Regions from separate parts of the Homo sapiens genome. Here region 2 is linked to region 1. A link is a contact called in ENCODE Hi-C or POLR2A ChIA-PET data. All regions are on one chromosome and are shown on one strand. Each heading gives the region's core, a stretch centred on a gene start or an enhancer-like site at or near the end of the contact. The rest is flanking DNA. Distances are from core to core; before and after follow the strand shown.

Region 1 (3,627 bases), core at 940-3,439:
TTTGGCTGCTCATGATAGAAAATTGTCCTGGTCATTTAGAAAATTTACTGGCCTTTTAAACGGGAAGTTCAGAAGTGATGCAGACTCCAGAGCTGGTTGATTCAGCCCTGGATCAAGTTCTGTGATGCTGTCAAGGATTGGGTTCTGTTCTCAGCTCTGCTGACCACAGATCGCACTTCATTCTGAGTACTGGAGTGTCTAGGTGGTCTGGGGGGCTGTCTGATACACATGGGGCTACCTGCTTTGCACTTCCTGGCCAAGGGGATAGACTGATTCCTTATGGGAGCACTTTTGAAGAATGAGGAAGAACCTTCTCAGGAGAGGCGTGGTGGCTCTTGCCTGTAATCCCAGCACTTTAGGAGGCCAAGGCGGGTGGATCACTTGAGGCCAGGAGTTTGAGACCAGCCTGGCCAACATGGTGAAACCCTGTTTCTACTAAAAATACAAAAATTAGCCAGGTGTGGTGGCACGCGCCTGTAGTCCCAGCTACTCAGGAGGCTGAGGCAGGAGAATCGCTTGAACCCAAGAGGCAGAGGGTGCAGTGAGCCAAGATGGCACCATTGCACTCCAGCCTGGGCAACAGAGGAAAAAAAAAAGAACCTTCCCAGAAGCCTCCAGGAAGTCTCTGTTTGGACGACATCGCACACCCATTCTTGAACCAACTATTTAGAAGGGAGATGCATCACCCCCTTTGCCTGGAGCTAGGGGGTGGGTCAGCTTCCTACAGGCACAGGACTATGTGGTCGCGGGTTAAGCCCCTAAACGAGGGGAAGTGGGGTGGGCAGCAGCCGATCTCCATTACAAGGGACAAGAGTAGGGGCAGCAAGGCCAGATCAATGGTTGCTGAGGTGGCTGGGGATGGAGAGAGGATGGTGGTGGTAGAAGAGATGGTAACAATGGTCAGGTCCTGGCTGTTCCAGAGGTGATGATGGTTGGATATGCAGTGAGGAAAAGACAGGAATGAACATTTATCTTTTCCCAAGTTGTCCTTGCTTTCTTCCTTTGAAGCCATAAAAAGGAAAAAAAGGGTGGATCTGGACTTGGGAGCTGGGCAGGAGTGAGGGAAGAGAAGCAGAGCAAGCAGGCACACCAGGCTGTGACTCTGCAGGCATCTCTCTGCCTAGACTTGTCTGTATGATGTGGAACGAACACGACCCATCTTTACTGCTAGCGACTGCAGCAGATAAGGCAAGGCCACTTTCACGCAGTTAGGTTAATAGGAGGCTGTACAAAGGGCTGTAGGAGGAAGTGGGCACAGGAGTTCTAAAATAATTGGAACGGCCAGGTGTGGTAGCTCACACCTGTAATCCTAGCACTTCAGGGAATCCAAGACAGGAGGTTAGCTAAGACAGGAGGCTCGCTTAATGTCAAGACCAGCCTGGGCAACATAGGGAGACCCCGCCTCTACAAAAAATAGAAAAATTAACAGGATGTGTTGGTGCGGGCCAGTGGTCCCAGCTACTCCTGAGGCTGAGGTGGGAAGATCGCTTGAGTCTAGGAGTTTGAGGCTGCAGTGAGAAATGATGGCACTACTGCACTCCAGCCCGGGCGACAGACCAAGACTCAGTCTCTTAAAAAAAAAAAAAAAAAAAAGAAAAGTGGGGGCAAAGTTATCCTTGGAAAATTTCTTAGTCCATTCATAGCAGCATATTAAAATTAGTACAGTAGCTTAATTTATATAAGAGAAAATACAATGTGTACAGTAATTAATGAACATGCAAAATATAATTGTATATTTCAACTCACTAAAAAGGCACAGAAAGAGTTGAATTTGCTAAAATTAAATGTGCTTATGAAACAGCTCTAGTACATGAATTAAGCTCCTAGATACAGATGCAGCGCCAAACGACGGGGAGGGAGATGGGGCACTCAAGGCGACACGCGGCTCTTGTTGCCGAGCGTTTCCTGGGCGTGGAGCTTCTATAGAATGTAAGCTTTTTTTTTTTAAGGTTCCAAAGCCTATATTTAGTGCTTTCATATACGTAATCTCAAAAAAAAAAAAAGAAAGAAATATCGGCATAAAATGTAAGCTTCCAGAGGGATACAAACGCAGCCCAGCGCGGACACCGCCAGCCCCAGCCACGCGGTTCGCATCAAGCGCACTCCCCTGGGGGCGGGGCCTGCGCGAGCTGGGCGTGTCGGGGGCGGGGCCTGCGCGCTTGCTTCCGGCGTGCCGCGAGAGGCGGGGCGTGTGGGGAGGCGCGGCCGCCACGCGACGCCTGGCTGGGCCCGCACCGGAGAGGCGTCTCGGTACCTGGCAGGCGGCCTGCTACTCGGAGCCCGCTGCGGGGCGGCGGCGGCGGGGACATGCACGTGTGAGATGCGGCAGCGGGCGGCGCGGACGCGAACAGCAGCGGCGGCGGCGGGCGCGGCCTCCTGGGCGCGGGGCGCGCGGTGCCTGAGGGCGGGCGCGCGGGCGCTGGGCAACTGCCGGCCGCGCCGCCTGCGCAGGCGCTGGTTCAGGACTCACACGCCGCGCTGAGGCCCGCGGGCCCGTCATGGAGGCGCCCACCGTGGAGACGCCCCCCGACCCCTCGCCCCCTTCGGCCCCGGCCCCTGCCCTGGTTCCGTTGCGCGCCCCGGATGTGGCGCGGCTGCGCGAGGAGCAGGAAAAGGTAACTAGCAGCCCCGCGCCGCTTCCGCCTCCGCCCGCCGGGCTGCCCCTGCCTGTGCTCTGGGCCGCCGCCCCGCGTGGCCTAGGCCCAGCTGCCCGGGCCCCCGGAGGGAACGGGGATAAACTTTTGTCACGTGCTTCTGTTGTCTTTGTCTGCAGCCCTTTGACTTCGCAGCGGAGTGAGGGGTGTGCAGCCCGTTCGCCTGCCCAGGAAAGGGGGCTTCTGAGCTGAAGGCGTGCGGCAGCGCGTGGGAATTTGGGGGCGGGGGCAGCACGCTGTCAACGGAAGCGTTCGCCTTAATATTTGTAGCTTGTAATGACCTAAACATTGCTTAAAATGTGTACTGTTTGTTGCTCTTTGATTGCACGGAAAAGTTTTACCGCGTTTGTCATGATAATGCTTCCTGTGCAATATTTGGTTATTTAATATTTGTCACAATATAATGCCATTTAAACATTAAAAAAAAAAGAGAGTCTCACTATGTTGCCCAGGCTAATCTCGAACTTCTGGCCTCAAGCGATCCTCCCCCTCCTACCCTTCCCCACCTCGCCTCCCAAAGTGTTGGGATTATAGGCCTGAGTCACCGCACCCGGCTCATTTTTACAAATTTTAATTTCATCGTATAATAAATGAGTTTTAAACTACTGGTGAAAAGGGTACAAAGTTTTGTGTTTCCTAGTGGGACTTTATATAAAGAAGTATTCCCAATTTAAGAAATAGTTTTATTGTTAAATCTGATTTTTCTGTGGATTCTGTGGTCTTTCAGATTGATTCTGTCCCCTCAAGTGTCTTGAAATTGTTACTTTGAAAAGCAGTATTTAATTTGCTTAAAATATTTTATGTCATGTTTGGAAGAGCATGGATTATAAAGGGTTAGGAAGTTGCTTCAACACTATAAGCAGTTTAAAAGTTCTTAACTTTTTAATTGAACATTCCTGTATAAGAACGACTGTTTACATAGATACAAAAATATACTCAGTTCTACTAGATGGGGGTTTTGATAGAACTTAAA
Region 2 (3,575 bases), core at 1,070-3,569, 3.1 Mb after region 1:
AGACTAGCCTGGGCAACACGGTGAAACCCCGTTTCTACTAAAAATACAAAAAATTAGCCAGGTGTGGTGGCAGGCGCCTGTAATCCCAGCTACTTCGGAGGCTGAGGCAGAACTGCTTGAACCCCGGAGGCAGAGGTTGCAGTGAGCCGAAATCACACCACTGCACTCCAGCCTGAGCGACAGAGTGAGACTCTGTTTCATAATAATAATAATAATAATAATAATAATAATAATAATTAATAAATGAAAAACACCCAACTGTGCACCTTTCCTAGCTCTCTTGCCATCCACTCTTTCCCAGTGCGGAGCAAGAAGTCCTCCCCTGGGCTCACAGACACGGAGGGCTCCCACAGGAAAATGTGTTCTGGGAGGCTTGGGACCACCCCTCACAGGTGTGCTTCTCTTGCTGCCATTTTCCCCCAGGTGCTGCTGGAGTTCCAGAGCTACACCTGCTCAGAGAACAATCTGGGGAGGAAATGTCCCAGAAAGAGGCAGCAACTTGCGGGAGGCCACACAGCAATTTTGTGGGAGTGGCAGTCAGGCCCCGGGGCCCGAGGACAGACATAGGAATTCCCAGGCCAGGCCTCCTCCTGCAATTCCATGGCCTGTGATCCTCTGTCCCAAACGCCACACATAATTAGAAGTTATAATCCTGTAATTCCATGATGACATCTTTAAACTTAAATATACCTCAAAACTACTTTTTTTTTTTTTAATGCTAAAAGCAACTTCACAAAAAAGAAGTTTTCCCACTCTGCCCCACACTGTCCTGCCCAGGGCTCCTCACCAGTGAGCAAAGCCCACAGTCTCTCTGTGTCACCTGGGAGAAGGAGGAAGATGCCAAGACCATTTAAGAACTGGATCCTAAGGCTTTGAACAATTAAGAATTGATTCGTTTATGGGAAAGTTTCACTTCCCTATTTATAATTATGCACTGTCGTATCTATTATAAAAACGAAAATCAACAACAATCTCTCCACCCTCTCAGTGATCCCTGGCCAAGGGCCAAAAGCTATTTTTAGACTTGCTCAGGACCTAGAGGGAGGAAGGCTTGGAAGGCATCACCATGACTCCCGGCTCCAAAGCATCTTTGTAGCCCAGGCCCTGCCGCCTGCGGGTATCCCAGGGCCCCTGCTCCACAGGCTGGGGTCGCTTTTGAGGGACTGAGCTCCCTGACTGTTATCTTCTGGGCCCAAGAGCTCCTGGACATGCCAAGAACCTGCGAGGCCGGCACCCGCCACCCGCCGCCCGCCGCCCGCCGCCCGCCGCCAGCCCCCGCCAAGTCTCCCGGACAACAAGACAAATCCGCTTTGGCACACAGTGAGACGCACAAGACCGTGGGCCTCACCTGCGGTGCTCACGCCCTCCTGGACGACCCGGAGCGGAGGAGGGTGCAACGCCGGAGGCTCCCTCCCACCAGCAGCTCTCCCCTGCTCCCTGAAAAGTCCCACAGGCGGACTTTGGAAGCATTTTGGAGGCAAAAAGAGACCGCCGGCCGGGCGCAGTGGCTCACGCCTGTAATCCCAGCACTTTGAGAGACCGGGGCGGGAGGATCCCTTGAGCCCAAGAGTTCGCGACCAGTCTGGGCAACACAGCGATACCCCAGTTCTACAAAAAATTAGCGTGGCGAGGTGGCGCGCCTGCAGTCCCAGTTACTCGGGAGGCTGGGGCGGGAGGATCGCTGGAGGCCAGGAAGTCGAGGCTGCAGTGAGCTATAATCGCGCCACTCTACTCCAGCCTGGGCGACAGAGCGCCTAAAATAAATATGAGACCGCCAACACGCCTGGGATGGTCTGTCTCCACCCGCGCTCCCACCAAGCGCTCTTGCAACGCGCCCAGAGGCCAAGGGCGCCAGCGCAGCCAGGAACGGGTCCTTTCCCCAGGCACCAGGGATCGCAAGCGAGGGGTGGCGGGGGGTGGGAGGGGGGAGACCCAAGCACCCCTCCAGGTCCTCCGCCCGCACCTGCGCGGAGCGGCCACATGCGCCTCCCCTACTCCCCGCCCAGTCCCGGATGCCACCTGCCCGGGACGCCGGGGACATCGCCGCCCCCACTCCTCCCCGCCAGCCTCCGTCCGGCCAGCGCCGGCCCAGTGCGCCCCCTCCCCCTCCCGGCCTAGTGGACCCCGACTGCGCGCTCCCACGGCCCCTGCAGGGCCCGGGGGAAAGGAGGTCTGGAGCCCGCAGGTCCCCGCCCGCCCGCCCGAAGCCGCCCACCTTCCGAAAGTAGCCGTCGTTCTCCTTCTCCAGCGGCTGGGGGGCCGCGGGCAACAGCGCGTCGGTCATGCTAGCGGCGCGGGCGCGGAGGGCGGACGGCGGACTGAGGCGCGGCGGCTGAGGCTGGCCCGAGAGGACGTGCGGCCCCGCCCCTGTCCCCGCCCTTCCCCGCCCCTCCACTCCCACCCCGTCCCGCGGCCCTTCTAGCCCCGCCTGAGGCCGAGCACTGGAGCCCTGGAGACGCGCCCCGCCCCGTCGCGGGCCCCGAACCCGCGCCCCTTGAGGCGCTCGTCACCCGGAGAGCTGCGCCCTGGGCGCGGCGCCTCGGGGTTGTCTGTGGGCGTCGTGGCTGACTCAACTTTGCGAGTGCCGCGAGAGCGCAGGAAAGGCACTGGGGTCTCAGGGGCCGCAGCGAAGCCCTGGCTGTGGACCTGCACCCTGCCCTGGAGCCCGGGGAGTCAGTGAGGAAGGCGTGGATCCAGGCGCGTCCCTCCTGGGTGAAGCCCGTGCGCCGCGGGGGAAGGGGCCAGACTCGACGCCACGTCGAGGGCGCGGCGGGAGCTCTGGGCCCTGGGCCCGGCGGTTTGGAAAAGCTTTTCCCAAGAGGGGAGCCCATGGCGGAGGGAGCGTTGACTGCCCCGCCGAGCGCCTTGCCCGGACTACTCGGGCTTGTTGGCATGGGATCAACTCAGCCGATTCCCTGTCCGCGCTGCAAAGACGAGTGGGATCCGCTGGGCTCGCGGACTGCCCTGAGAGAGGGGACCAGGAGGGGTTTTGCGCCCCAGACACGGCAGATGTCCTTGAGCACAGTTCTTTTTTTTAAGAGATGGGACCTCGCTCTGTCGCCCAGGCTGGAGAGCAGTGTTGCGATCTCGACTCTTTGCAGCCTCGACCTCCCAGGATCAAGCGATGCTCCAGCCTCAGCCTCCCAAGTAGCAGGGGCTGCAGGCGCGGGCCAACGCGCCCGGCCTTTTTATTTATTTTTTTTATTTTTTTATTTGAGACGGAGTCTCGCCCTGTCGCCCAGGCTGGAGTGCAATGGCGCGATCTCGGCTCACTGCAACTTCCGCCTCCCGGGTTCAAGCGATTCTCCTGCCTCAGCCTCCCGAGTAGCTGAGACTACAGGCGTCCACCACCACACCCAGCTAATCTTCAGTAGAGACAGTTTCACCTTGTTGGCTAGGCTTGTCTTGAACTCCTGACCTTGTGATCTGCCCACCTCGGCCTGCCTCCCAAAGTGCTGGGATTACAGCTTTTGTTTTGTTTTGTTTTGTTTTGTTTTTAAATAGATGCGGGGTCTCACCATGATATCAAGGCTGGCCTCGAACTCCCGACCTTAAGTGATCCTCACTCGTCTCGC

Evidence for each region. A loop is a pair of places that touch in the nucleus more often than their neighbours do. ChIA-PET counts read pairs that join two places held with the same protein, here RNA polymerase II (POLR2A).
Region 2: a loop to region 1 is called in a map of sciatic nerve, with 20 times the contacts of the local background. The contact joins the promoter of RHPN2 here to the promoter of URI1 in region 1. A Hi-C loop is called at or near these places in 1 of 168 maps with a recorded cell type or tissue (sciatic nerve). POLR2A ChIA-PET finds 5 or more read pairs at or near these places in 1 of 52 experiments (MCF 10A).

Annotation. Positions count from the first base shown.
Region 1 is chr19:29,940,050-29,943,676 of GRCh38, forward strand. It overlaps URI1 (URI1 prefoldin like chaperone), which reads left to right and starts at 2,190. Exons shown (of 11, transcript NM_003796.3): 1 at 2,190-2,615. The coding sequence starts at 2,499. RefSeq lists an enhancer at 1,936-2,025 and a silencer at 2,046-2,715.
Region 2 is chr19:33,062,569-33,066,143 of GRCh38, forward strand. RHPN2 (rhophilin Rho GTPase binding protein 2) reads right to left here and starts at 2,320. Exons shown (of 15, transcript NM_033103.5): 1 at 2,216-2,320. The coding sequence starts at 2,284. RefSeq lists enhancers at 1,014-1,642, 2,855-3,354 and silencers at 1,928-2,147, 2,208-2,707.